Regions from separate parts of the Mus musculus genome. Here region 1 is linked to region 2. Evidence: chromatin loops called from intact Hi-C (ENCODE). Cell type or tissue: heart. All regions are shown on one strand. Each heading gives the region's core, and the rest is flanking DNA. Links, peaks and the distances in the headings are about the cores only.

Evidence for each region. Hi-C counts contacts between places; a loop is a spot of excess contacts. Peaks named below come from ENCODE experiments on the same cell type or tissue, not always from the same donor. Only the 100,000 strongest peaks of a DNase experiment are listed, where the experiment ranks them.
Region 1: it touches region 2 in a loop (2.4-fold over the local background); 10 of 42 quality-filtered maps call a loop at or near these places.

Annotation. Positions count from the first base shown.
Region 1 is chrX:102,642,815-102,658,202 of GRCm38, reverse strand. Phka1 (phosphorylase kinase alpha 1) reads left to right here and starts at 13,957. Exons shown (of 33, transcript NM_008832.2): 1 at 13,957-14,356. The coding sequence starts at 14,279. It also overlaps the pseudogene Gm9109 and the pseudogene Gm14840. In heart, for the core only: a CTCF peak has its summit at 13,896; DNase peaks (open chromatin) are centred at 13,552 and 13,932; H3K4me3 peaks cover 1,803 bases; H3K27ac peaks cover 1,413 bases; H3K27me3 peaks cover 1,256 bases.
Region 2 is chrX:102,493,630-102,509,091 of GRCm38, reverse strand. It overlaps Hdac8 (histone deacetylase 8), which reads left to right and starts at 3,934. Exons shown (of 11, transcript NM_027382.4): 1 at 3,934-4,138; 2 at 4,641-4,693; 3 at 9,140-9,270; 4 at 10,820-10,961. The coding sequence starts at 4,028. Gm32262 (a long non-coding RNA gene) reads right to left here. Exons shown (of 14, transcript XR_003953070.1): 12 at 8,120-8,206; 13 at 6,950-7,391; 14 at 3,766-4,513. In heart, for the core only: no CTCF peak of the experiment used is centred there; a DNase peak (open chromatin) is centred at 3,941; H3K4me3 peaks cover 1,501 bases; H3K27ac peaks cover 564 bases.

The DNA.
Region 1 (15,388 bases), core at 12,889-15,388, 140 kb before region 2:
TGGAAGACCATGTCTGCTAAAGAAAAGGGGAAAATTGAAGACATGGAAATGTTATTGTGCAAACCTACACCCTTCCCCACACAGGAAACCAAACAAACAAACAAATAAAATCCCAGTGCACCCATGAGCCCTCCTTCAGCCTTCTTGTTCTGTTCTGAATACCATCCAACGATCAAAGGCGAGCATCCTGGCTTATCCATTGGTGATGTTGCAAAGAAACTAGGAGAGATGTGGAACAACACTGCAGCAGAAGACAAGCAGCCCTATGAGAAGAAGGCTGCCAAGCTGAAGTAGAAGTAAGAAAAGGATATTCCTGCCTAGAGAGCTAAGGGAAAACATGATGCAGTGAAAAAGGGGGTGGTCAAGGCTGAAAAGAGCAAGAAAAAGAAGGAAGAGGAAGATGATAAGAATTAAAAGGATGAGAAACAGGGGGAAGAGGAGGACAAGAATGAAGATGATTAAGTTGGTTCTAGAAGATTTTTCTTGTTTATAAAGAACCACTACTCACCCCCTTTAAAGAAAAAAGAACTGAAATGTAAGGCTGCATAGGGTTTTGTTTGTTTGTTTGTTTGTTTGTTTGTTTTAAACTGTACAGTGCCTTAACACACTACCCAATGTGTTTTTAGGTAGCCCTGTCATCATGGTATTTTCAATAGCCACTAACCTTGCCTTCTTTTGGTCTTTGTTTTTGTTTTGTTTTGTTTTGTTTTTCATCTTCAGTTATCTCTGGTGCAGCATATATATGAAGATAAATACCATTCAGTTAACCGAATACTACTCTACAATTGAAAAAAAAAACTCAGCTGTTTTGTAGAAATTCTGAATGCTTCTAAATAACCTTTTTTTTCACTTTATTCTTAAGTTTGTACTTTACAAAACCTCAAGGAAGAAGTCCCCGAGGGAAAGGTATGGAGATGGGAAGGGGATGAGGAACAAGCCCGCTCATCTGGGGTATCAGGCAGATGCTAGGTCCAGGCAGGCGCAGTAGGGCCTTGCATACTGGCTGCACAAAGGTCAGCTGAGTGGCCTGAAAGTGTTTCAGCCCTGAGACTGTTGTCATTTGATAGGCAGCCTCTGGACAAAGCTTCAAAGAACATGGACTTCTGCTAGGCCAGGGGGATGGCCAGCAGCAGGTAAGGCTACCCATCTAGGAGCTTCAGGATGCTTTCCCGCTCCTTCAGTGTCTTCCAGGCCTGGTCCTTTTCCTTCTTTGTAGGGGTGCACTTCTTCTGCCAGGCAGCCATGATCTTTCTGAAGGCATCCATGACCTCATTGTCTGCCATGTGGACCCGCTGCCTTAGCTCCTGCCGGCTCACCTCCTCCTTTGCCAGCCTCAGCGGGTCGTGTTTCTTGGTGCAGTTGTGTGCACTGAGTGCCTTCAGCTCAGACGGCTGTTTGTGCAGCTCAGCAAGGACCTCATCCTCTGAGTCCTCCGCGGCCGGTCCTCGAACTCCAGGAGGCCCTGGGCAATCAGCTCCTCCTTGATGCGGCTCTCAAGGGACTTGGTATGTGGCACACTGAAAGGTTTGTTCTGATTGCGGGGATTGGGGGGTGCTTGCTCCATCTGCCCCTGACTCTTTCCCAGATATGTCAGGAATAGGAGAGTCCTCCATAGGGGAAATAATATTTTCCTCCACTAGGACCTGCAGCAGGTGCTGTGTCAGGGCACCGAAGGGACACCCGTCTTCTGACTGTTCATGCTGGGCCTCAGACTTCTTCAGCAGAGCATCCACATCTTTTGTGTCCAGTTCTGTCAGTGGTCCCTTGAGGCCTTTCTTCTTGTCAGCCACAGCTGCTGCCCGAGCCCGTCCTTCTGCTCTAGCAGATCCTCTTGGGTCCAGCGCTGAGAGTAGTGTTTCCCTAGTGGGGGAATCTTATAATGTTCAGCTTCATCTTCTGGGGGCTTCAGGAGTTCCTCTAGTGTTCGTACCTCCTCATTGGTGATGTCGGCACAATAGGGCTCCACAGAGGCCCAGAACCTGTTGGGAGCATCATTCTTGGGGATCCAAGGCACGTCGATTGGGTCACCAGTAAATTCATATTCCTGGATCTTGGATTGAACGTTTTTGGATTTGGGTTGTCCTGGGCCAGGGACTGGCCATGTCCTGTCTTCCCTTCCAGTTTCTGCTTCTTGGGTTTCCCTTGGTTGGGGGGAGTACCAAGCTCATGGTCTCGACCTAGCTTCATGAATCGTCGGTCCCCTTTCTTATCCTGCCAGTCAGTGAGGATCTGGGTTCAACTTCCAGTTGCCTGCTTGCAGGGAGCACCAAGTTCATGGTCTCGACCTAGCTTCAGGAATCGTCGGTCCCCTTTCTTACCCTGCCAGTCAGTGAGGATCTGGGTTTCAGCTTCCAGTACATGCAGTTGCCTGCTTACAGAAGACAGCAGGGTCTCAAGCTCCAGCTGCAGGGTATCCAGCTCCTCAGTACCAATGCTATCGTCCTCAGAGTGGGCCAGCACTGCCGTGTAGTGGAGACAGACCTTCAGGTGGTCCACAGACTTGAAGTCATGAAACTGCAGTGGGCACTCCTTCAGCTCGCTCAAGGCCCAGAATGTGGGACCCTCCCTGGAATGTTCTGAGGATTAAGAGGTGATGCTCATCAAGTACCCTGTTCAATGCCTGGCACAGAAGTGGGCCTAAATAACTTTTTTAATTTAAAAAAAGGTTACAAAAGACAGAGAAGAGAACTGTCACTTATAAGAACAAAAGTGTTGTCTATTTCTTTTTCTTTTTCTTTGTATTACAATTAACATCATAAGAGAAAAGGACTGAAGCTAGGAAGAAAGCTCACTTTATGAAGTGTTTGTCCCATGTCTTAGTTAGGGTTTTACTGCTGTGAACAGACACCATGACCAAGGCAACTCTTATAAAGGACATTTAGTTGGAGCTGACTTACAGGTTCAGAGGTCCAGTCCATTATCATCTAGGCAGGCATGATGCAGGAGGAGCTGAGAGATCTACATCTTCATCTGAAGGCTGCTAGTGAAAGACTGGCCTCCAGGCAGCTAGAATGAGGGTCTTAAAGTAGACACCCATAGTGACACACCTACTCCAACATGGTCACACTTACCCCAACAGGGCCACACCTCCACTCCCTGCACCAAGCATATACAAACCATCACATCCCATAAACACGAGGATCTGAGTTTGATCCTCAGAATCAAACTAAATTTCAGGCACAATAGTATGGTTTGTGATCTCAGCTCAGGGAATATGGAGACAGGTGGATCCCTTGGGGCTCACAGATCAGCCAGTCTATGCTAATCAGAGAGCTCCAGGGTTGTCTCCGAAATCAAGATGTATAGCACCCGAAGAACATCTGGTACTCATGTACATGTGTACACCCATCCCACCATACATAGAAAAGAAAAATCATAAAAACTATTACACTAGCCAATTGGACCACAACTATATCTTTTTAAAATTAGTACAGAGGAAAAAAATCTTTGGTTAATTTTTAATAAAAACAAAGTAACAAGTTTCATATGACATTTTCATTTTCATACATAATTTTTTTTATCCTTTTTGCTCAATATGCTGACCCATCCCCTGCACTCTCTTGAATCATCCCACTCCAGGAATCCTCTTTCAGCTTTCAGGGTATTATTACCCTTTTTTTTTTTTTTTTTTTTTGGTATTTTGCCTGAATGTATGTATGTGTACCACATGCATTTGTGGTGTCCAAGGAGGTCAGAAGAGGGTATCTAATCCCCTGAAGCTGGAGTTAAAGATGTTTGTAAAACATCTCAGTTTAAGAATGTGAGTGCTTAGAACGAAACCCAGGCCCACTGTAAGAACAATGCATGCTGTGAGCCATCTCCCAGAAAACCTGCCCATTTTTTTTAAATTTGGTGTTATTTTTTGTTTTGTTTTTAAAGGCAAGGTTTTCTCTGTGAAGCCATGGCTGTCCTGGAACTTGCTCTGTGTACCAGGTTGACCTCAAACTTAGAGATCCACCTGCCTCTGCCACTTCTTAGCAATGTGTAGCCCAGGCTGGCCTCAAATGCGTGATGAACCCCCTACCTCCTCCTCCTTAAGCAAATCCTACCAGTGTGTCCCACTACAATCAGTTCTTTTTTATTTACTGATAATAAATGATACGGAATTTTAAAAAGATTTTATGTATATGAGTACACTGTAGCTATCCTCGGACACACCAGGAGAGGGCATCCGATCCCATGGATCCCATTGTGAGCCACCATGTGAGCCAGTTGATTGCTGGGAATTGAACTCAGAACATCTAGAAGAGCAACCAGTGCTCATAGCCACTGAGCCATCTCTCCATCCCCTGAGAAATTTATTTTAAGCCAACACTTTGATATTAATATGACTTATCATTTATTTTTCTATTTTTTCTTTTATTGAAAATAGATTTTTGCCTCATGTAATATATCCTGATTACTGTTTCCCCTTCTTCTATTCATCCCAGTCCTCATTTCCTGTACCATCCAGATCTTCTCCTTGTCTGTCTCTCATTAGAAAGCAGTCTTCTAAAGGATAATGATAAAATAAAATACAATAAGATAAAACAAAGAATTGAACCGAAGAAACAAATAGAAGAAAAGAGCCCAAGAGAAGGCACAAGAAATAGAGACTAACCCATTCACACAATCAGGAATGCCATCAGAACAGTTAACTGGAAACCATGATATATATATACACAGAGGACCTGGTGCAGACCCATGAGGGCCCTTACATGCTGCCTCAGTCTGCAAATTCATATGTCCTTTGATTACGTTCATTTAGAAGGCCTTGATTTTCTTTTATGTCCTCCATCTACTCTGGCTCTTAACACTTTCTGCCTTCTCTTATGTAGGGTTCCCTGAGACCTGAGGGGAATGATCTGCTGTAGACATCCTGTTTAGGACTAGGTGTTCTAACATCTCACTCTCTGCATTATGTTTGGCTGTGGGTCTTTGCATTTGTTCCTATCTGTTGCAGGAGGAAGCTTCTCTGTTGATGGCTGAGTAAGGCACTAATCTATGAGTACAACAGAATGTCACTAGGAGTCATTGCATTGCTCCTTTTTTTAGAACAGTAGTAGTACTTGGTCTTACCCTAACCCCTGGAGCTATCTAGTCCCATGTTCTTGGACACCCAAAGTTATTATTGATTACTCTCATAATATTTGTGCCACCATTGCTGTGGTGGCTATTCTCAGTTGCCAAGTTGACTGTATCTGGAATGAACTACAGTCCAGAAATTGAGAACACACCTGTGACCCAGATCTTGACGTGGGAATGACTCACACTTTTAATCTGGATCAACACACACCTTTAATTCAGATCTTGAGGCATGCCTTTAATCTGGGCCATGCCTTCTTCTGGAGGCCTATATAAGGACCATGGAAGAAGGAAGGGTTTATTCCTTCTTTGCCTGTTTGTACTTACTTTGCCAGCTTATCTGTTGGAGCCTACTTATACAGGATTCCTGCTTATACAGAAGACCGGTTGAAACACTCAGCTTCATGGGACTGAGCAACTAGTAGTTTCTTGGACTTTCCATTCACAGCTGCCCATTGTTGGGTTAGTTGGAATGCAGCCTGTAAATCATTCCAATAAATTCCCTTCATACACACACACACACACACACACACACACACACACACACACACATTCATTCCATAGTTCTGTGACTCTAGAAAGCCCTGGCTAATACAAGACACCATTGCCAATCAAAAGGTTTATTGGGTTGGTGTTTACATTTTTCTTTTGGAAGTGTGCAGAGAACCTTCCTCTACCAAAAACTCTAGAACACAGACCATAGTACATGTACACACTGTACTGGCTCAACTTCTCCATAGTCAGTAATTTGTGTAGATGTTGTATTCAGCAATAGGGCCTTGCTGACAGCTTGTGGAAAGCAACCTGTAGACTTGGTAGCAGCCTGGATTGTTTGAAGATTACAATGGGACACCCCATTGGCCAGCAACTCAATTAGATGTATGTGATCCTCCCTGTCCCCAGGGATTGTTATGCCTCAATCAAGAGACCACCAGGGACCACAACTCTGATGCAAGCACATGACAGTCTTTATTCAAGTTTGGTCTTGAGTCACAAACCTTCCTGATGCAACAAGTTAGGAAAGTTACACCCATGTCTAGGGACTTAGGGTTTATATAGGGAAAAAATTGGAAGCAGGGACTTCCAAGCCTTGGTATTACATGATTGGGTATGTGGGTAAAGGAATGTTGGCCTTTAAACTGATTGGTGCATAACATATGTTCAAACAAGGAGAGACCACACATCTAAAAGGGGCATCTTGACCTAGGAACAACTCATGTTTTCTTAACTCATCCTATTATTGTGACCAGATTATCCTGTTAGTGTAAGCTGACCACAGCTGGTATGTCTATTTTCAACTGCTGAAAACACTTTGTGGTCTCTTTCTCTAGGGGCCCAAGGGTGGGGGCCATGTCACTCTGTGGACAAGTAACTTAAAATGGAGTTTGGAGAGCAAGATGGAGTTTGTCCTGCTATTTTGATCTCTTCAGAATCATAATTAGCCCACAAGGGCAAAGGGAACAGAGACAATGGATGGAGGAGGGATGGTGGTCAGAAGTCCAGTGAGTACATAAGAAAAGTGACACCTGGACCAGGAAGAATAACTTTTCTGGGGGTGATTCAAGGCTTATATAATTTGGGGATGGGGGATCAGAATATTCAGGATGGACAGAATATTCAGGATTGGTTGAAGGCTTATGATACTCAAATGCATACAGAAGGATTTCAGGAATTTCAGGTGCTAGCCCAACAGGTTCTTTTGAGGAGAAAGTAAGTTGAACATGTAATCTTAACCAAGGCTATGTGACATTCTGCAGATAGAGATGTGTGGGATTTTTGAACTCCCCAGACAAGGTCAGAGAAGAGAAGCCCTGCCAATGAAAGTAGTCCTCCATTATACACCAAGTTCAAAATGTTATCCCGTCAGTGGTAGACTTCCACCTTAATTAGCAGGAGTTTCCCATAGATTTACCCCAATTCTGGCACTTGAAGCTTCTTGTGGTGGCAAAAGATGGTTTGGTCTCCCCCATTATTTGGTGATTTTATTTAGATCACTTTCATATGTGTTTGTATTTTAGGAAGCTTCTACTGTAATAGGTTTCCATACTACCCTTCCAATGTCCCTTAATTTTAGTGGTCTCTACCCGTCTTCACTCCCTAATTTTTCTCTCCCCTCCCCACTTGATCTTCCTATTTCATCCCCCATCCATTTATAGTTATTTCACTTTCTTAGACAGATTTGTCATCTCTAGTCCCTTACTCTACACCTAACTTCTGTGGTTCTATACAGACAGTATTTGGTTATCATTGACTTGACAGCTAATATCCACATATAAGCAATAACATACCATATTTGTTATTCTGGGACTAGGTTACCTCACTCAGGATATTATTTTCTAGTTCTGTCCATTTACCTGTGAACTTCATAATTTTATTTCTTTTAAAGGCTGAAATAATATTCAATTTTGTAAATATTCCACATTTTTCTTTATCCATTCTTTTGTTGTGGGACATTGTTAAGGCCTGGGTAATGCCTGCCTGTCTAGCCAGCCATCTTATGCTGTTACTAATGTTATAAGAAAACTTTCTCCTGTGCAATTACTAGGAAATTTTCTTATGCCCACGTTGGTTGCATATTCTGTTATACAGGTCAGTTAGAACTGCTCTGTATAGGTAGCTACAATAAGCTTGGACCCAAACCAACCACCCAACAGCACTTCCTGCACCTGTGTATGAGCTTTTATGGTTTTTGCCTTTATAAACTGACCCTGGGATGGACCTCAACATAAGAAAATATCTGTACCAATGTAAGAAGCCATCTGAAGTAAAATTTCCATTTTGACTAGAGGTTGAGAAAAGTTTTAAGTTCTGAAGAACTCCCTGGGAATTAACATCTTACTTGGCAGAAAGAGTTGTATATATGAAATCGTGGTTGGCAAGTTAAGATATGAATGTTAGGCAAGGTAAGTCCCCTGCCACAGTTGAAACTCTCAACTAGTGGGAACAGGATACGTATACAACAAAGACATGTTCCTAAAGTCTTCTATCCCTAAATCCTGATTGGTGAAATAACTTGGCACAGATGTTTGTGGATTTCAGGCTTAAAAGCCCTGTAGGATTCTGGCTCATAGTCAGTCACAGTCAGCTCCTGATTATAGTCTGCGGTCCAGGAGAGAATGCTCGATAACCTATCCCCGTGTGACTGAGATTGGTGTACGTGTGGTTTGTGGAGCAACTCCTGGACCCCAACAGACATCTAGGCTGTTTCTAATTTCTGGTTAATTTGAATAGAGCCACAATGAACATGTTTGATCAAATGTTTGTGGTGGTATAGGTGGATCTTGAGGTAGTTCAAATCCCATCTTTCAGAGGAAACAACACAGTGATTTCCATAGTGGCTGTACAAGTTTGTACTTTCACCAGCAATGAATGAATATTCCTCTCATTCCACATCCTTGGTAGCATAAACTGTCATTTGTTATATTGATCTTTGACATTCTGGGAGTAAGATGAAATCTTAAAGTAGTTTTGATTTGAATTTCCCTTATGTCTAAGGGTATTGACCATTTCTTTAAGTATCACTCTGTCATTTGAGTTTCTTGTTTTGGGAATTCTCTGTTTAGACCTGTACCCTATTTTTTAAATAGGTTATTTGTTTTATTGATGTCTAGGGTTTTTAGTTATTTTTATTTTACTTTATTTTTTAAAGTATATTTTGGATATTAGTCCTCTGTCAGATGTGGAGTTGGTAAAAATCTTTTACCATTCTATAGGCTGCCACTTTGTTCAAATGATGGTGTGATGGCTATTCCCAATTGCTAACTTGGCGGCTATATCTGGAATAAAGTACAATCCAGAAATTGAGGGCAAACCTGTGACTCAGATTTTGAGGCTGGAAGACACATGTGTTTGTTGTTGTGGTTGTTGTTTATTAGGTATTTTCTTCACTTACATTTCAAATGCTATACCAAAAGTCCCCCATACCCTCCCCCCCAACTCCCCTATACACCCACTCCCACTTCTTGTCCCTGGCGTTACCCTTTACTGAGGCATATAAAGTTTGCAAGACCAAGGGGCCTCTCTTCCCAGTGATGGCCGACTAGGCCATCTTCTGCTACATACGCAGCTAGAGACACGAGCTCCTGGGGTACTGGTTAGTTCATATTGTTGTTTCACCTATAGAATTGCAGACCCCTTTAGCTCCTTGGGTACTTTCTCTAGCTCCTCCATTGGGGGTTCTGTGTTCCATCCAATAGCTGACTGTGAGCATCCACTTCTGTGTTTGTTAGGCCCCTGCATAGTCTCACAAGAGACAGCTATATCAGGGTCCTTTCAGCAAAATCTTGCTGGTGTATGCAATGGTGTCAGCGTTTGGAGGCTGATTATGTGATGGATCCCCGGGTGTGGCAGTCTCTAGATGGTCCATCCTTTCATCTCAGCTCCAAACTTTGTCTCTGTAACTCCTTCCATGGGTGTTTTGTTCCCAACTCTAAGAAGGGGCAAAGTATACCCACTTTGGTCTTCGTTCTTCTTGAGTTTCATGTGTTTTGCAAATGACACATGTGCTTTTAACCAAGATCTTGAAGCACACCTTTAATCTGGGCCAAATCTTCTGCAAGAGGCCTGCATAAGGACACTGGAAGAAGAAAGGCTCACTCTTCTCTGCTTGCTGCACTTACTTGCCAGAACATCTGTTGGAGCCTACTTCTTCAGGATTCCAGCTTATAATAGAAGACCAGCTGAAACACCCAGCCTCATGGTTCTGAGCAACTACTAGTTTCTTGAACTTCACATTTATAGCTGCCTATTTTTTGATTAGTTGGCCTGAAGCCTGTAAGTCATTCATATATATATATATATATATATATATATATATATATATATATGAGCTCCTGAAACATCTCCACCCACCTCACTAAGTTCTCATTGGTGGGTCACTACCATGCCAGCCCCATGGTTCAAATCCCCCTGGCCTTTGTGATGCATAGCTGGCAAACCCACACTTTGCCTCTGTACCTTTCTCTCTTGAACCCAGTTGAACTGCTGTGTGAAGGAAAACACAACACAAACTTAGTTCAGAAATGACAGTAACAGCCAGGCATGGTGGTACACACCTTTAATCACAGCACTCGGGAGGCAGAGGCAGGTGGATTTCTGAGTTTGAGGCCAGCCTGATCTACAGAGTGAGTTCCAGGACAGCCAGGGTTATACAGAGAAACCCTGTCTCAAAAAAAAACAAAAACAAAAAACAAAAACAAACAAACAAACAACAACAAAAATGACAGTAACTCAATCGCTGGGTGCAGCAACTAAAATTCTAATCTTGTAAGCCTTATTAAATCTAAACCCTTTGGTGGCAAATCCTGACAGATCTATCACTGAAACTGGGAGACACTCATAGCTACATCTTGTCCTCACGCTATCCCTGTCCAAAAGGACCTAATTCTCTCCTGCTTCCTCTCTTCCTCCGACCAACCAGGAAGTCCCTCCTACTCTCCCAGTGATTGGCTCCTTTATTCATTAGGGGATTGGTTCACAAGAAGTCTCCTGAGTATGCTCCTTGTCTGCAACCCTTCCCAGGAGAGTGGAATTAGCATCAAAATACAAACAGCACCAGGTCCATCCACAACATTTCCATCTTCTGATATCTTCTCTAATTTCTCCTTCAATGTCTTAAAGTTTTTAAGTTTACAAGACTTTTACTTGTTTGATAGAGTTACCCCAAATAGTTTATATCATTTGAGGCTATTGTGAAGTATATTGTTTCCCTGGTTTCTTTCTTGGTTCATTTGTCATTTGTATATAATAGGAATACTAATTTTTCTGATTTAATTTTATATCTGACTACTTTGTGGGAAGTATTTATGAGCTGTAGGTGTTTCCTAGTGGAATTTTTAGGGTAACTATGTATACTATCATATCATCTACAAATAAAGATACTTTGACTTCTTTTCCTATTCGTATCCCTTTGATCTCCTGCAGTTGTCTTAATTCTCTAGCTAAGACTTTAAGTATTGTGTAAGTTTGAATTATCCTGGTCTACTTGGCGAGTTCCAGACCAGCCTGGTCTACATAGTGAGCTCCAGGCTATTCAAGAATGTAAAGAGACTCTGACTCAAACAAACAAACAAACAATTAAAAGAAAAGGGAAGAAAAAAGGAGTTCTGGGAGATGGCTCAGATATTCAGACCCCCTGAACCTATGTATAAGCTTGATGTGGCTGTGTTCAACTGTAACCCTAGCACTAGGGGGAAGGAAACAGGTGGATACTTGCTAGAAACCTAAAATAGTGAGTTCTAGCTTCAGTGAGAAAGCTCCTCTCAATACATAAGGTGGCAAGTGAAAGAAAAGGACAGCCACCTTCAACCTCTGGTTTATTTTTTTCTCTCTCTTCTCTCTCTCTCTCTCTCTCTCTCTCTCTCTCTCTCTCTGTCTCTCTTTCATCTCTCTCTTACACACACACACACACACAAGATGCACATGTACAGATGCATGTGTACAAATACAAACACACAAAATAAAGAAATAGCAAAATTTTAAAAATACAAACAAAGCAATAGTACATTTTATATGCATATTTCCAAATAAATATATTAAGAATCAACTTGAAAGGATACAAATCAATCCAATAATGGTGGCTACTTTCAGAAGGGGAACAAAGAAGACTATGGTAGAAGATATTAAACAGAGAGAACTGGATTTAACTTTATTTGTAATATTGAAACTCTTAGGAAGAGTTAACTTTCATATTATTTTGAACACTATACAACATGGACATGCATCAAAAACATCACACAGTATCCCATAAATATGTACAACTTTTACATGTTGATGATTTTAAAAAGAAGCAATGACTTCAGACTGACAACTATAATTTGATTTATAATTAGATATATCTAAAAAATAAGTGCCTGTGAGACCTGGAAACATATATAAAAGGAGTCAACGAAACCAACATGGAAGATCACACTTCCAACTAGTTAATTTTTATGTGTCTTCATTTCTCCACCTCTAAGATAGGTTTAATTATTAATACATTTCAATGAAACCCCCTATTTTGTACAACTAATATATATTAATCAGAAGTTTATCTACTTAACAGGGCCATTATATAAGGTATATAATAAAAATTCCAACTTATTAAAGGGAGAAAATGTAGTGTTCGGGTTAACATAAGCTGTTACAGTTTTGTTTCTCAATATCAAACAGCATCCTGGTTTTCATGCACCAAGCTCTTGTGAGGTAGTCAGCATGAGTCAGCCTCCTGGGTCTTACTGGTTCTGGGACACTGAGCAGATCAAGTTTCTAAGACTACAAGACTGAAAGTCTAAATTGGACCAAGGATAAAAGCACCAGGGCAATGCCAGCCAACAGGGTCTGCTGATAGCCAGCTAGCTATCATTCTTAGTGATGCCACACCTCTGCCATTCCTAATCCAGTCATGCTATCATGAGGTGAAGGGAGGTCTATGCATAAGGAATATAAAGAGTAGAAAGAAGATAGTGGTGTGGGGAATTATGATTTCAATATTTTATTTCACCTTTTTGTATTTTGCAATTTTTCTTTAATGATCATATACTACTTTAATGTTTGAAAATGTGCTTAAATATCAAGGTGAAGAAAAACTAGACGACAGACACTTGAAGGGGACCAGGGTAGAGAAAAAGGTTTCTGAGCCTATAGTCTGAGTGAGGGCAAGATATCAGGGAGTTAGGGGCATAGGCAGGAGGGTGTTCTCTCCAAACCGAACTCCCTTTCCCAGTGTACTAAGGACATGAAGTGCTGTACTGGCCAGCCATCGCATTTGCGTAGGTTGTGACTGCAATGGGAAACTATTTGCTGGAGAAGTCCGTGCCACTGTGTTGAACTGCATCATTGACTGGCTGTTCAACCTGAGCACTTGAGCACTCACCTTTCATCACCATTATCAGATATTCACTAGTCACCTTCCAAGGTGCCTGACTATACGCTATACTGCCTGAGGAAGAAGCTGCAGCAGAGACAAAGGTGGCAGTGGCGCAGAGGCAGCTTGTAAGAAGAGAAGAAACTTAGGAGAGGAAAAAAAAAATAGAACGAAAATGCAAAATCACTGTGGGCAGAGTGAGGTGGCCAAGGAAGGCTTAGATTTAGAACTTGAAAGGTCAAGAGACAGTCTTATTCTCTTACCCGGCAAATCAGAAAGCAGGTGGTACTCCTGCTGAGCCCAGAAGAAGTTTGGGAGGGCTATGAGTAAAGGTTAGGGGTTGGGACAGTAGAGCTCGGAAGCATAAGCCCTTTGGGGACCGCCTGCCAGAGGCAGATTCCTCAAGCTCCTCACTGTATCCTCGGCAGCCTTCTTCCCCAGCCCTCCTCAGTCACTTTAATTTCAGCTGAATGTTTGTTCTTTGGGCCTAGTCACCTATACTTTACGAGGAAGCTTTCCAAAGCAGATAACTCCCACTGTCAGCTGTCCCATCAAGAGCACCCTCAGCCACTGCTTGGCTCCCTATTCTGCTCTCAGCCTGCCTGACACTTGCTTCCTCAAAGCTCCCTAACCGCTGCGGATTCGCGCATCTTTAAGGAGGAGCTAAAGAACTCCTTAGGGAGCTGGGGGTTTTTGTTTGTGTGTTTATTTGGTTGGTTGGTTGGTTGGTTGGTTTCAGAGTGTGGCGCTTAATCCGACTTTTTGCTCCTGAAGATCCGGAAATGGAATCGTTCAGTCCCAGTCTCTCAGTTTTGAAGAGTTCCTGAGGGTTCCTAAAACTAGTCCTTCAGAAGTAAGAGCAACAGCCTGTGCGCACAACCGTGCAAAATTAAAATAGTCACTTGTAGTGTTTCGAAAATAACTCCCCCGGGGGGGCGGGGAGAGCACAGCGCCTCGGGCGACACATTCTGGGCGGAGGGTGGCGGGCTACTGGCCCGTGGGCGTAGCGCGCAGCTGCAGGACCCACGCCCCGCCCCCGCACGCTCGCCAAGGGAGGCGGCACCCGGGGCGCTGACCCGCTGCTGTCGCCGGCCTTCAGTCTCAGGGCCGCCCCGGTCTCCTTCAGTCAAGCGGAGGATGCCGGTGCGCCACCCGGGGACCACGGGAGACTGAGTGGAGACGGGGTCTTTGCCGGCCGAAGCCTAGACCGCGGGAGGCTGAGCCGCGGCCTGAAGTGGACTCTGAGGCCGCCGGAACCAGGTGACGCGCGGGAACCATTGGCCACACGAGCAAGGGAGCGTTTAGAAGGTTTCCGTAGGCCTGGCGTCCGAGCTTCCCGTGTGTGCAGTGGGGGATTAGGGACGTGGCACCATGAGGAGCCGCAGTAACTCGGGAGTCCGCCTGGACGGCTATGCTCGGCTGGTGCATCAGACCATCCTGTGCCATCAGGTAAGTGTAGGTAAGGGTGAAGTGTGAGCTCCGGACACTGACTCTGGGTGAACCCTGAACGCATTTGTCTCTGGAGAGACCTTAAAGGATCCCGAAGGAAAGTTGCATGTTGAACTTGGAGTAAAATCAAAGTGTGGCATGGAGAATCACAATCCCCCACCCTCGACCCCTCTGCAGTGATTCCAGAGTGATGGTTTCTGAGCTCAGACAGAATGCCACCCCTTCCCCCAACTCCCCACCCTCCCAACTATGGCAGGATTCCAGGGACAGAGTTTCAAGAAATAACACTTTTTTATTGCCCTCACCCCAGGTTTGGGCCATCTACTTCCACTCCACTTCCCCAAAGATGTATGAGAACATAGAGCATCCTAAGAGACCTTAGACTACTGTGAAGGTCAAGGCACTTTGTACATACTTTTAAACAGTTTTGCACAGTGGCTCAGGCTGGCCTTGAACTTGGGATTTTCCTGCCATAGCCTTCACAGTTTGGACAACAGACCACAAGCCAGTGGGTTTTTTTGTTTGTTTCCTAAGCCGTTGTTGTTTTATTTCTTCCTTTGTTGAGAGGATTTTACCTTGTAGCCCATGCTGACCTCAAACTCCCCATCCTCGAGCTTCATCTCCCCATTGCTGGGGTAACAGGTATGCGCCACTGCACCTGGTTTATATGTGCTCTTTGGAGTTGTTGGTTTTTGAAACCAAGTCTGTCTTTGTAGCCCACGATGGCCTGAAACTCACTATGTAGCTGGCCTCGAAGGAGCGTCAGTCTGGAGAATTATAGGCTATAAGGCACTGCACCTGGCTGTATATATTTCTAGATTTCTTTCCTACTCCTTTACTTCAGACTTTTCGTTGCTAGTTGAATTTAACTTTTATATTTATTTTTCTTTTAAAATGCACTTAGTGGCATCCTTAGTACTACATTTGATAATACCCCTAATAATGCCTTTATTTTAATAATACCTGTGTTTTGGACTTGTAAGCTTTCAGCCAGCTCTTTCCTTATTCTTAAGATAGTGCATGGAAATAGAA
Region 2 (15,462 bases), core at 2,382-4,881:
AGTGCCAGCACAGAAAAATCTCACTCATTTTGGATGAAAAATAAGCTTTAACCTTTATTGCTCAGAGAAAAAAAAAAGCTTCTACCTTTTTATTGTTGAAAGTAAGAAAGAAAAAAAAAAGCCTAAGTAAGAAAAACCCTTGTCCTCTTTATTGCTGAAAGAAAAAAAAAAGCCTCATCTCTCTACTGGTGAAAGAAAAACCTTTTCCTTTTTATTGCCGAATGAAAGAAGTCTTGTCCTTGTCAGTAAGAAGAAGCCTGCTTTCTATCCTAGTGCAATTAGTCCATGACACATGAAGGTTTACAGAACTCTAACTGCGGCTTTTATACTAATTAGGGCTCAAAATTACTCGTATACATTTAGGAATTCTATAAAATCATTATTAGGAATTATGAAATTATCAATTTTTCTACATAGCATCACCACAAGAGAGTACATTTTCATTGATCTGCAGAAAAGCTACCCAATAGGGTAGGCTAATGCTCAAGAATCATTAGAATATGTAATAATGACAGGAAACACACATCAGCAATAATAATCAAAGCTAAGATGAGATTTCTGAAGGCCCTGCAATTCAGAATTTACCCATTGCAGCCATGCAAACGCAGTGGGTCATCTCCAGGAAAATGACCTGCATTCTTTTAGCCTATCCTAGATGGCTCCTGACAAAACGCAATGGTACATACACACCAACTAGTAGAAGGAAAGGCCAGATACTGGAGTAGTAGCTTTGCTAACTGGGGCGGGTGTGGGGGGAATGCAGGTTCATTTGAGGCTTGTCTGAGGAATGGAGACAGGACTGAGAAGTTGCTGGTCGGTTGAATCTGCAGGTGAAAGTGCAGAAAGAGACGCAGAAAGCCCTTAGGTTTCTGGCTTGTCCAACAGGGACAGGTGTAAAAATGGAGAAAAGACTAGAAAGGACTTGGATGGGGAAATCAGAAATTTAGTTTTGAAAACATGAAAGTTATATCCAGAAGTTATAAGCTATAGTCACCAATTTCACCCATAGTACCCTGGCTATCTTAACCACTTATAACTTCATCTTTACTATTTTTTAGTATGGAAAAGTGTGTGTGTGTGTGTGTGTGTGTGTGTGTGTGTGTGTGTGTGTGTGTGTGTGTGTGTCTGTGTGAGACTCCTAGAGCACAAGACAATCATAGCTAGCAGCTGTGGACAATCGGAAGCAGCCCTATATCACACACCTGGGATTAAAACAACAACAACAAAAAAACCCATAACATAACTGGGTTTTTAAAGAAAGCAATATTCTCCCTACACTGCCCTCTAAGTTCTTCCTCCACACTGCCTTGTTTCTTTCGGTACTGCACAGATTAAGCACACACTCTCTCTGAACTAAGACCCTACTTTCTTATACTGGGACCGGTAGCCTTCTCTTCTCCCAGATTGAAAACTTCCCAAGGTTTCCAACAGCTCACTTTCATCTCCTTTACTCTCCCCATTATCCCAGCAGCAAGGCGGTCCTCTGAGCTTCCCCTGTACTCTGTGGTTTCCTTTTCTTCCCAGACTGGCAGCCTAATTTGACTCACTGATCACTCCATAACTAGACCGTTGTGGCATGCACTGCTCCAGTCTTTCAAGTTACTAATTTTCATACACACACAGCTGCTCTAGAATATTTTACTGAACATTATAAGGAATTTGGGTCTAGTTCACTTGCCTGGCAGACACGGGCCCGGGTTGCAATTCCAGCACTACAAAAACGCATTCCCATTTCGAAAAGGATGAAATATGTTTTCATTAGCCTAGTATTGAAGCCTTTCATGAACTTTCCTGTTCCACTAAAATAGAGTAGGGTTTTTTTAAATTGTTCATGGATTTATTTATTTTGATGTAGGGACAGGGTTTTACTAGTAGCACTGGCTGGCCTAGGCTGGTCTCAAACTTGTGACTCTTCTGCCTTTGTTTCTTGAATACTTGGATTGCTGGCACATGCCACCAACTCCAGCTTTCTTCTTTGTATTGAGATTGTTTCTATGTTATTAATTGTGTGTGTTGGGGGTGCTCCTATGCAACGGAGCATGCATATGGAAGGCAGAGGACAACTTGCAGGAGGTATTTTTTCACTTTCCACCATGTGGAATCCAGAGATTGAATTCAGGTCATCAAGCTTAGCAGCAAGTACCTTTACCTACTGAGAAATCTTGTCTGTCACAGTTCTTTGTATTTTTTTTAAATCTAAGCTGCTCCTTCCAGTCAGCATGCCCTCTCATCCTCACCAAGCACAGTATTGTGCATCTCATAAGATATTCTGAAATGCTAGTAAGAATCCTACTTAACCATTTATTGTTAAGTACTTTATGCCTATTAAGTAAGCTAAGTGCCCTCCATTCATTATCTGGCTCTGTTATTAATATGGTTTCAAATGAAGTAGCCTTATCTTATCTATTATAATGCAGATTCCCTGAGAGTGCAGTGTATCTTTGAATCCAAAGCTAAAGTGTACACTTAGTTCATAGAAGTGCTTAATAGTGCACTCAGTTCATAGAAGTGCTTGGGTAACTGAATGATTACAGTGCTTTGAACTAGTTCTATAGACAAATACAAATGAAGCATAACTTGTTCCATTCTAATTGGAGAACAAATGCATATCTCTCTCTCTCTCTCTCTCTCTCTCACACACACACACACACACACACACACACACACACACACGTACATACCTCAAGATTGCAAGAATATTAAGTATTGGGATACTAAATCGAATATTGACCACAGGTATAGCAGAAAGTCAACCTGGAAGCATCAAATTCACATAGTAAAAGGAGTATTTAGGTTTTGGGTGTTAGGTAGAGCTAATTTTGGATTGTTTTCCTACCTCAGTGTGTGACCGAGAATAGTTTTTACCCTCCAAAGTACATCTGCAAAGTGGACATGTTACAGCTTGCGTCATAGAACTGTTGAAAGGATTAAGATAATATCCAAAGTGCTTATCACGAAACAAAAGTTTAAAGCAAGCTTGTCTTTTAAAGAAAGTACAAATCTGGGCCTGTCTCGGAGGCCTCAGTGTGTCAGTTGAGGATGGTCTGAGTGCTGGGAGTCTGGGAATTGACCAGCTAGGCTCAGATCTTGTAGGCATCCAGAACCCCCAAACTTCTGGTGGAAATAACACTGCCTGGGGACACACTAACACCCTGTACACCAAACCTAAAACATTTGCCCTAACCGTTGTTTAGCTTCAGAAGCAAATGAAAGAAAAAGTGGCTGTGTGTTGGGGGATGGGGGAGGTGTGTTTTCCCACTACTTGGGAGAGAACCCTTGCTTTTCATCACATGAAAGCTCCACAGTCCCTGTCTCAGTTTTAGGAAGGTGACATCGGGTTTGTCAGAGTGGATTATTGGAGAGGCTGTTAATCTCTTTCAGACAGTGATGAAAAGTAGCGAACTAAAGTTGCAGCACGAAATTTACTCTGTAAACATTTCAAACAATCCTCAGCCTTAGCACCATTAGCTAATGTAGCTGGGTGGTGGTCTTGCCTGCTATTGAATGTATAGTTTACCTCTATTTAAATATTTAAATGATATTTGCAGTTTGAAAACTTAAAAGAGTTCAGACTCTTAGCGCCAAAACTTGAAACCACGTTTTTTTAGTGTTTAGCTGTGTTTCTTTCTGTTACCATACTCCTTTAAAACTACATCTCCCAGCATGCTTTGGAGCTGGTCTGACCTCATTTCAAATGGCCCCGTAGGGCAACAAGGCTGGTTACTTTTGACCGTGCTACTTGTGCCATGAAAAAATTGATCCCAATTGGCAGTTATTTGGTTTTTATATCTGTCAGGCACCTTTTTTGAACTGTGGTCATCAGTAGAAGGCATCTGGTCTGGAAGGGCCCATCCATCCCTGTAGTTGGACGAGGGACCAGGGAAACTGTCTCCGGCGATCTAAATAGGAGGGAATGTTGACAAGGGAGCACCGCTGGGGCTGAACAGAGGAGCAGGAACTGGAGCTCAGGCTGAGTCTGAAAACTGTTGGCTCCAGACTTTGGCTCGCGGACGGTTGGAAGTGGGAGATGGAGATGCCAGAGGAACCCGCCAACAGTGGGCATTCACTACCCCCGGTTTATATTTACAGTCCCGAGTATGTCAGCATCTGCGACTCCCTTGTGAAGGTCCCCAAACGGGTAAGAGAGGTCTGGATCAAAGACCACGGTTTGCGGGGATGGGGGTGGGAGGGTGTGAAAGGGAGTACATTAGGAAACGAGAAAACTGGACTGAAGGATACCTTCAGCAAAAATGTAACTAGCAGTGCCAGGCACGCCAAGCCGAGCAGAAGGAAGTGGTTCATTACCTTCAGAGAGCGCAGTGGGGCATCCAACGCTCGAGTGGGGGCGGGGGGCGGGGGAGGGGAAGGATTGGCGCAGAGGTGAGCGGAGTTACCAATAGGGGGTCCTGGACCACAAACTGTTAGGAGAGAGTATTCCATCACTTGCGTTAGTAAAGCTGGGGAGCTTCGAATCTTGGCGATTTTGAGACTCTGTGTTTGTCTTAAGTGTATTCTGTTAAAGTGACAGAAGGGAGAAGAGAGAAAGTAGTTAGTTCTCCGCGCAGGCTGTTGTTGTTAATGGCATTTCAGTACATTGAACCTTAAGGAGACTGCTCTGCCTTTCTTTGATGCTGTTTCAGGCCAGTATGGTCCACTCTCTGATCGAAGCCTATGCCCTGCATAAACAAATGAGGTAAGTGCGTTGACCTTTCTGAACATGATCATTTCTGAGGGCAGGCGTGTTCATAGCCTTAACACCTTGTCTCCTCCCAGTGGGACTAACCAGCGAGAAATGCTGCGTTCAAAAAAAAAAAAAAAAAAAAGCTTGTGTGGGAGTGGGGTGTTCATAGTCTTTGTTAGATGCTTGTACCGCCGGGAAAGCTTGAGAACAGTTGGGAAAGGCACACGAAGGGGTTAAGATCCCTTAGAAAAGAGACTTTGCTTCTAGACATGTGAGGAGGTGTTAAGCTGGAAAATGTTTTGTTTTATATTTGGTCTGGATTTTGTTTGTTTTCTAAAGCTAGATTTGGGGATGTGGGTTCAATTTGAGACTTAGATCTGCTACCCCACCCCCATCACCACCAAACTTTAACCTGGTCTCTGTTGACCACACAAGTAAAGCTAGCTACATCCTTCTCAAAAACAAGCCAAAAACAAGCTTTCTGTTGATTGCCAATTCTATATTTAATGTCATAAATGAAAGTATTATGGACCTGGCACATGTCAAATCAGGTTTTCTCATTACTGACCAACTACGTGACTGGCTAGATCACCTAATGCTGCATTTTCTTCACAGAAAGTAATATAATAGGTTTTCATATTTTATTCTTAGTATTAAGTCATTTTTAGTGTGTACATTCTTTTGGAATGTGTTGTTGTTTTGAGACAGAGTCTCACTGTGTAGTTCTGGCTAGCCAAGAACTGTTAACATCAACCAGGCTGGCCTTGAATTTACCAAGAACCACCTGCCTTGCCTCCCAGGTGCAGGATCAGCAGGTTTGCAGCACCATACCCTTCTAGGAATGTTTTCCTCCCTATGCTTAATTCCTATGGTCATCAAAATAACTACTTGTCTTTCCTTAAAAGTATTTTAACACTTTTCTGAGCCTGGTGGTACAGGCCGTTAATTCTAGGCCTTTGGAAGGCTGAGACAGGAACATCACAACTTCAAAGCCAGCTGGGTAACTTAGCCACACCCTGTCTCAAAATACAATTTTTAAAGGGGTTTAAGATAGTGTTCAATGTGTAGAACACTTGCCTAACATATAGGAGGTCTAGGCTCCCACACACAAAATTAACACTTACAAATATTTTATTGCAAACAAGATGTCAAAGCAAAGTCATTAGCTCGCTGCTGAGTAGTCAGTAGTCTTTCCTTTTAGGGTGAGTGAAACAGATGGGAAGGTGCTACAAGGCAACAATTAGAAAAGGCTGGGATGGCAGGGCGTGGTGGCGCATGCCTTTAATCCCAGCATTTGGGAGGCAGAGGCAGGCAGATTTCTGGGTTCAGCCTGGGTTCAGCCTGGTCTACAATGTTCCAGGACAGCCAGGGCTACACAGAGAAACCTTGTCTCAAAAAACCAAAAGCAACAAAACAAAACAAAACAAAACCTGGGATACATAAAACAAAAGCTTGTGTACAAAATTGAGACAATGTTTCTCTACATAGCCTACCTAGGCAGCCCTAGGACTCACTAGGTGAGACCAGGCTAGCTTTGAATTCACCGAGATTCCTCTGCCTCCCGAGTGCTGGGATTAAAGGTGTGAGCCTTTGTACTAGGCTCCTTGATGTTTTTATTTTAAACACTTTATTACATTGCATTTATTTCTTTTGATGGGGCTCGGGGGCCTGAGGGGTTGGTCAAGCGCCCCAGTACACAGGTGGAGGCTGGGAAAGAACCGGCAGCGGCTGCCTCTCTCTTTCTACCGTGCGGAGCCTGAGGAGTGAATTTAGTTTTTCAGTGACTGCCCCTGAGCCATCTTGCTGGCCCTAAAATTTTATTTTAGTGGACAGTTTGTTCATCTCTCGTGATATAAATGTGTACTTGAAGAAAAAACAAGAATCCTTGATTTTGTCTACATATTTAACTTTTGAGGTTGACCCACAGGATTTCAAACACCTTGGTTATACTAGTTGCCTAAATATCCTACCTGGACTAATTCGCAGTAAACTCATAGTTGTACTTCCATTCAGAAAACATACATGGCGCCGTTCTGTGGCTAGAGCAGTGCCCCTTCTATTTGAATGGGCAATCATCTTGTTAACATATATGTTCTTGGTAGAATACAAACTGGTTTACTAGGCTTAGGGTGAGACTTGGGCTCTGGCTTTCTAAGGAAGAAATGCCACGCTGCTTGGTGGCAAGGGTTAGAGAACATTCCTGCAGCAGAATCTAGAAGAAGAAATGGGAAATCAGCAGGGAGAAGCAAGAAAGTCCATGAAACTCACTTCCTTTATTCTTGTTCCGTTTGTCCTTTATTGTGAGGAGCTGATTGAGAGGGTCCAGGCTTTTCCTCCGTCTTTCCTTCCTCTGGGAGATAACTGTAAGAGACCGACTAATAGAAACTTTTTATATTAGCAGACTCTGGGGAGATAGCATAGAAAAAGTAAGAACATTTGTTGTACAAGCACTACGACCCAGGTTCCCCAGAATCTACGGGAAAGGCTGGGTTTCGTCACACGTACCTGTAAGCTCAATGTCTTGGCAGGGGTAGACAAGAGACTGAATAATTGGTGGGGCTTGCTGATCGCCAGTCTAACTCCAGGTTCAGGTTCAATGAGAGACTCTTTGTCTCAAGTGAATGTGCATGAGAGTTACAGAGCAGGACGTGTGGCATCCTTCTCTGGCCTCTGTGCGTGTACAGACTTGCAAACTCCCATGCATAGTACCCTGCTCAATAAATAAAACCTTTTTATATTTGACTTCTCTTTTTCTTTGAGACAGGGACTTACTGAAGTCAGTTTGATCTAGAACTTGAAATGTAGCCCAGGCTGGCCTCACACTCATCATCCTCCTGTACTATGAGTACAGATAATTGCTTCCATAGCTAACATGTTATCCTTATATATTATATATTTGGGGGTGGGTGAGAATCAACCATAGCGCCTTGTACATGTAGATTTTGTATGACTGCGCTACACCCCCAGTCCAATTTCCCTCCTTTTTACACTAGTACTGATGATCATTGTCCAAGAAGTTTGTTATATGTTATCATTCCATCTGTACATAAGGTCACTAAGTTGACTCATTTTATAAGTGAGAAAGCTGAGGTATAGAAAAATCAACTTGGGGCTACAGAGATGGCTCAGTGGGTAAAAATACCGACTGCTCTTTTGGAGGTCCTGAGTTTAAATCCCAGAAACTACATGGTGGCTCACAACCATCTGTAATGAGATCTGACGCCCTCTTCTGGTGTGTCTGAAGGCTGCTACAGTGTACTTATATACATTAAATAAATAAATAAATAAATAAATAAATCTTTGGGCCCGAGTGAGGAGAGGCAGCAGAGGCCCTACTTTCAATTTTCACAATCATCTGTACAGCTACAGTGTACTCACATACATAAAATAAATAAAATCTTTTAAAAAAAGAAAAAGAAAAAAGAAAAGTTAACTTACCTGAAGTTATAGAAGTAGGAAGTCTAGAGTTAGAAAAGGAATCCAGTTCTCTGGCTCCAAATTCTGACTGTTTGATAGCCACGCTGCCTGTTAAAAGAAAGATCCACAGGGATAGGGATACAAGGTTTAGCGCTAAACATCTGACCAAAAGGATTACTCAGTCCAAGTAGCAGTAGATTTAAATGTAAATAGCTTTGTCAGTTTGTCACACGAGATGTGACTCACAGAGTCAAGTTTATATTTTAGTCTTTTAAAAAATAGAGTTTTATATTTGCATATTTTGTATATATGAGTGTTTTGCCTGCATGTGTGTATGCATGCATTTTCTGTGTATGAGTATTTGCCTGCAGGTGTGTGCCTGGTACTTAGCCAGGTCTGATGAGGAGGTCATATCTGCAAATGGAGTTATGCATGGTTGTCAGTCACCATGTGGGTGCTGGGAAACAAACCTCAGTCTTCTGCAAGAGTAGCAACTGTTCTTAAACCCTGAGCCATCTCTCCAGCCCCAGAATTCTTTCAAAATGTTATTTTTTCTTTATCTATCTATCTATCTATCTAGGGGGATGTGTGGGCCGTAGAGCACATGTGGAGATCAGAGGGCAGTCAGTCGTCTCCTCCACAATCTGGGTTCCAGGGACTAAAGTCAGGTTGTCAGGCTTAGTGGCAGGGGCTTTTACCCACTGAGCCATCTTGCTGGCCCTGGGTTAGTGAGTTCTGTGTGGCTAAACCAGAGACCTTGATCCATGATTATCTGTTTTAGTTAAATACAATTCTTTTCAACTATGTTCCTTTACCTAAAAACTCAAAGGAAAGATCTGGCCTCTTGCCTCTCCTTGGTGGGATCAGTATCATAGATGGAAGAAGTGAAGGCTAAACAGTGCAGTGTGTGTTAATGACTTCAGTTCACGGGAACCAGAAGTTGCGAGTTGTCTTCTCCATTCACACGGTTGACTGCTGTTTCCAGCACCTTGCGTACTCTGGGTCTGACTCATGGTTCTATGTTCGCTCTATTATTTTTAGGATAGTGAAGCCCAAAGTGGCCTCCATGGAGGAGATGGCCACCTTCCACACTGATGCCTATCTGCAACATCTCCAGAAAGTCAGCCAAGAAGGTGATGAGGACCATCCAGACTCCATAGAATATGGACTAGGTAAGGTCTTCTCAGGCAACAGTGGAAGATCAATAGTCATCCCCCCCAGCCCCCGCTGTAGTTATATTGCTTATGTTAGTCTCTCCCTATGCATGTATATAGTGCATGTGTGTATGTATGTATGTTTGGGTGTGGCAGTGTGCATGTGTCTGCTCATACACACATGGAACTAAATGTCAACACTGGGTGTCTTTTTCACTCACTCTACACCTTATTTTTTGTTACAGAGGCTCTCATTGAACTTCAACCTTACCATTTTGACTAGGTTGGCTGGCCAGTGACTTCTAAGACTCTACTCATCTTCACTCCTCCAGTGTTGGCTTAGTAGACTGACTTAGTAGACTCCTACTTGGGTGGCAGGCATTGGACTGACTGAGCTACCTCCCTAACCTTAATACTTTCTTTCTTTTTAGTCTTTCTTTTATATTTTATGTGTATCCGTGTATGCCTGAGTGCATGTATGTGCACCACATGCATGCATTGCCAGTGGCGGTCATCAGAGGTCTTAGATCCCTTGGAACTGAAGTGATAGATACTTGTGAGCTGCCATGTGGATTCTCAGAATTGAACCCAGGTCCTCTGGAAGAGCAACCAGTGCTCTTAACTGCTGAGTCATCTCTGCAGCCCAATACTTTTTAATTAAAAAATTCTTTAACTGGTGTGTGTGTGTGTGTGTGTGTGTGTGTGTGTGTGTGTGAACATTATATATGTGTTACTGAGGATGGAACTCAGCCTTGGATATGCTAGCCAAGTACTCTGCCTTAGCTATATTCCTAGCCCCAACTGTTCATTTTAATCCCGTGGTTTGTTCATATTTTGTACACTATGTAAGTTAACTGCAGCTGAAGTGATGAGCCTGGTGGGGAAGAATCCTTTCAATGCTGCCGTCCTAATGGCAGCACTTAGGTCTACTCTGGCAATATGTGTGTGTGTGTGTGTGTACACATACATATGTATATGTGTATATGTTTATATGTGTATATATGCAAATCCAGCTTCCCTGTAATCATATATTTCAAATATAGATTTATTTGGTTTGAGTCTTTTTTAGTTTTATTTTTTGAAACAGTGTCTCACTACTGTAGCCCTGGCTGGCCTGGAACTTGTCTGTGTCTATCTTCCAAGCGCTGGGATTAAAGGTGTGTGTCACCATGCATGGCATGAAGTAAATATTTATATTCTGGCTAAGTTTCCTACCTTATCTTTCACTAACAGATTTATTAGGAAGATGGGTTTATAGAAGGACACCAGATTGGAAATCAAGACACTGGTCCAAGGCTTGGGTCTATATGACTACTGGCAAAATATATCACCTCTCAGGCCTTGATTGACTGCTGGTGGGATCTGAGAAGTTCATCTTGGAGGCTTAATCCTTTCTATGTCTTCCCTCCTGAACACTGGAGATGTGTCAGTCATTGGAGACGTGTCTGTCTCTATTGGAGCTGAGGTCAACTCAGAAGCTTCTTAGTAGACCATGCTGTTGTCATACCTCAACCTATTCTGCCTTCTCCAGATCATCTTTAACAGACTTCCTTGCTTTTGTCCCCAGGTTATGACTGCCCAGCCACAGAAGGGATATTTGACTATGCAGCAGCTATAGGAGGAGGTACAATCACAGCTGCCCAGTGCCTGATTGACGGGAAGTGTAAAGTAGCCATCAACTGGTCTGGAGGGTGGCATCATGCAAAGAAGTAAGAAAACAACCTATCTGCTTTCTGACCCTTTCCTCAGTCAGCCTCTCAGTTATATAAACCTGTGCATTTGTTGTACTGACACTCAAGGGAACCGTGTGTGTGTGTGTGTGTGTGTGTGTGTGTGTGTGTGTGTGTGTGTGTGTGTAGCATTTTATAAGGTGTTCTGAAAACATGCAAGTGAAGCTAGATGAGCTAGTATAGTGGAAAGCACTCAACGGAAAGTCAAGGTATCTGAGTTGTATGCTTTGTTTCCTGCAAACTTGGCTAAACCTCCCAATGCCCCAGTTTCTTCATCAGTAAAGCATAGAGCTAAACAGTCTACACAATTCCTTGAAAATTCCCTGTCTTGAGGATGTGGCTCTAGAAACAGGAACAGAATTGAAATAACCAGAGGACAATATAAATTATGATATTAAGGGAATGTGTATAATTATACAAGACAAATAGAAGAGCAGTAGGGAGAAGTTAGTCATGAAAGCCTTGGGAGAGGTATATGTATGTGAATATACTGTAGCTGTCTTCAGACACACCAGAAGGGGTGCGAATGTCCCATTACAGATGGTTGTGAGCCACCATGTGGCTGCTGGGAATTGAACTCAGGACCTCTGGAAGAGCAGTCACTGCTCTTAACCACTGAACCATCGCTCTGGCCCACTAAAGGAGTTTTTTAGTAAGTAGGCATTTGATGAGAATAGACATAAGAGAAGAAAACTTTAGAACAATCAAGGAGTTTTACATTACTCTATCCAGGGAAAGTGATAACATGGATATCTCTCTTTCTAAGGAAAAAAGTGGTTCTTAGGTGCTCTTTGCTTAGAGAAGGCCTTTTGGAGTGTGTGTATGTGTGTGTGTAACTTCCTACTCTGTCTGACATAAACTACAAGGTCTTAGTCCACATCTGGAATCTCAATGGCTGTGTTAGAAGTACTGACTACTTGTTAAGGAAGGGAGTCAGCTGGGTAAAAGACAGCAGCTGTCTTAGTAACTGCCAGTGTGTGCAGCCAACCAAGGCCTTGATCTTCAGTTAAAAACAAAACAACATTTGATTCTTTCAGACTGAAAGGCAGCACAATTTTCATCATATGCAAATTTACATAGTAGTATGGTATCCTTTTTGAAATGTATGGGTTTCCTAGCTAAAGGAGGCCTTGTGAAACTAAATATCTAGAATCTACTGCCCAGGCAGTAGAAAACTGATACTTTAGTAATGATTTTGCATGGTCTTAAACAAAGAGACCAACCTGCTTTTGTTAGTTTTTGGTTTACTTTTTAAAGTTTAAAACTAAAACAGGAGCTTTTCTTATTCAAGCAGAGAAGCTTGCTCTGCAGCCAGGGCTTCCCTGTCCTTTGGGCATGTAGAGGAAGAAAGTCCTACAGTGTCCCTGAGACGCTTGGCTCTGGCAAGTGTGCTGTCATTTCCCAAGTTTCCGACCACTGCAAAAGGCCTGCTGGGGCCCAGGTCAATTTCAAACCTTCCTACTTATACCACCATTTTCCAGCCAATGGCCATATATTTCTGTGGTATCAGTCGTGGCTGGCAGCATGCAAGTTCAGCTGTACTCATGTATCACTCACTGTTTTGGACAGCTTTCCATTCAGCTAATTGTCTGGAAACAGACAGACTTATGGTAAATGGAAAAGACAGACTTGTGGGGATTGAAAGACTTTGGACTTGCTTTAGGTCTGAATTCTGAGATGTTCTTGGCCCCCCTAGAGCCTCTCTGAAGCGGCTACAAGCTTATAAGCTTACATGAAGCTAGGCATGACCTGTTATTGTTACTAGAAATTTTGGAGATGCCCAACCTGGAGTGTCCCTTGTTCATGGGCAAACTGGGGTCTCCTCTTGTGTTTTTAGTCTAACTAATTAAAGAATTTAAGAATAGACTCAGGCTAGGCATAGTGACACATGTTTTTAATCGTAGCACTCAGGAGACAGAAGCAGGCAGGTCGCTTAGTTCTACTCCTGCTAGGACTGTGTAGTGAGATTCTGTCTCAGTAAAATAAAATAAGCTCGAGGACAATGACAATTATTAGTCTTTAAAAAGAAACCCTTTTAAATTGTGGTAGCTGTCAAGGAGGCTGCGAAAGAGGAAGAGAGAAACTCATGCCTTTTGTAAGCCAGCACACAACAGAAATGAGGGGTTGGGAATCAGGGGTAGAAATAACATCAGGGAAGAGTAAGAAAACACAGAGTATCTGGAAAAGCAGAATGGCCAGTATCTGAAGAGAGAGACACAGAGGGAGAGATTGATTGATTGATTGATTTGTTGATTGATACTTTTCTAAATGATTCAGAAAAGCAAGCAGGCTTAACCCAGCCAAGGTTTGAAAAGCAACTGCAGTGCAGGATGGGGGTGGGGGGGCGCGGGGGTGGGGAGGTGTGGCTATGACTTCTGGGAAGGAAAAGTACATCCTCTGATTAAGGATGTAATTAACTGTTACTCCCATCTATTTAGCATGCCTTTAGGTAGGCTCTTGGACTTGCTCCATTAACTCGTTTATTTTGAGTAACTTGGACTGTTAACTTAGATTCTGATTTCTTATCTCCTCCAGATATCCTAACAGTCTCTGCTCTAAAGATGTTGCCCTGACATCATTTAGGAGATAGGATGAAACCGAGGACTGGGTAAAACCCATTTCCATCGTGGAAAGCCAGAGATCCAATTCCAAAGCTGTCTACCAGATGCTCTTAGTGTCTGGACTGGAGTTCTGCTCACGGCCACACGTAGGCAGGCAGGGGTGCTCATTGGGAGGAGATAAGGAAAGAGAGCTCCCTTTTAGCACTTGGACATTCCTGGAATGGCTGCTTTTTGGGATCCCTGCCCTAAGCTACCCATCAAGTTTCTATGTCCTGTTCTCGTCACTGCAATCTCACTATCTATTTAAACCTCCTAGGTATACAGATTCATAGATCCTATTTATTTCTTAAACCAGCACTGATTAAACACTGCATGTCAGGTACAAGTTTCTTATCTTTAGTCATAAGATAGGGAAATTGAAGCCAACTTTATTTCCCCCCCACCCAAATGAAAAAAATCTTTATTTGAAAATATTCAGGTGCTGTCAGGGTTCTGTTGTAACTAGCTTCTCGAAAACTTTGGTAGTATTAAAATTGGGAAATATGTTCATACCTGTTGACTTGGTAACAATATTCTTAGACCTCTATTCTGAGGAAATAACCCAGTCTTGGGGATGGTACAGCATATCACTACATTTGAAAGTTAAATAAGAGTGATTTTCAGAAATTCTACTAAAGGGCAAATGCTACTAAATATTAGAAATATCAAATTAGAATAAAGAAAAGACTGGCCTAACCTAGTATGATCCTCAAAGAGACCAATTCTGTCTAAGTTTGTAGAAGATACATTGTGAAAGTTAGCTGCCTTCCTGGCTATGCTGAGCCTTGACCAAATTCCTCTTTCCTTTTCCTCATTTTCTCTCATTGTGAACACAGGCAGCTTGACCAAGTCCAGTGAGTCCGTTGGTACACAAGATCTAGGCCTTTTGGCAAGGGGGTAGAGCGCACAGCAACAGTATCTAGGAGGAAGAGAGAGGCTCCAAAGCATTTGTATTCTCTGCCAGTGTGTTCTCTCCCCTCACTCCATTTGTCTCTACCATCCCCCAGAAAGTCCCCATTCAGTGGCTCAGGATGCTATGTTGTATTCAGTCTCAATAATGGTGTGTGTGTGTGTGTGTGTGTGTGTGTGTGTGTGTGTGTGTAAAAGTGAATACAATTATTTTTCTCCTGTTAAATTTTTTATGCCAGCTCATCATTCAACCAAGAACTAGAAGGGACAGACAGTTGAATAAACTGTCACTGGGCTCATCCTTTACAGACGAATTCTACCTTCTTCCTTCAGTTTCTGCATTTGCAGCTTCCTGTATGGAGGACACTTACTGTTTAGTAGCATTTCCTTGATCAATTCAGTAGGCCCTTTTCCTCCATACTTTGCTATGGGTCAAGTGCCACCTGCTGGCAGTCAACTGTTACGGCCTCTGGTTTTGTTTTTTGTTTTTAAATGATATGCAGCTTATTTTCATTTTATTTTATTTTATTTTAGGACCTCTAGCTCTCTTTGTAGCCAAGAATGCCATTAAATTGCTGATCCTCGCTCTTCTACCTCGAAGTGCTGGGATTAGAGATGTAGCACCATGTCTGGTGTATGCAATGTAGAGGGTCAACCCCAGGACTTCCTACATACTGTGTAAGCTCTCCACCACCTGAGCCCAGCCCCAAGGTTCTAGTGCTGGAAATTGAACATAGAGCCTCATGCATGCTTGGCAAGTGCTCTATCACTGAGTTACATTCTCAACTTGGCATTTCATCTTTATATGCCCTAAAGTCTATATGTACATATAAAGTGATCAGTCTTGACTGGGTGCACTGTAGTATTTTATCCATGCATTTGGTGATATAATTTACTTTGATTTCAATGAGGAATTTCTACTGAAATCTCTTTAAATCTGTACTGATATTTTCCTTCACCAAATGATCACT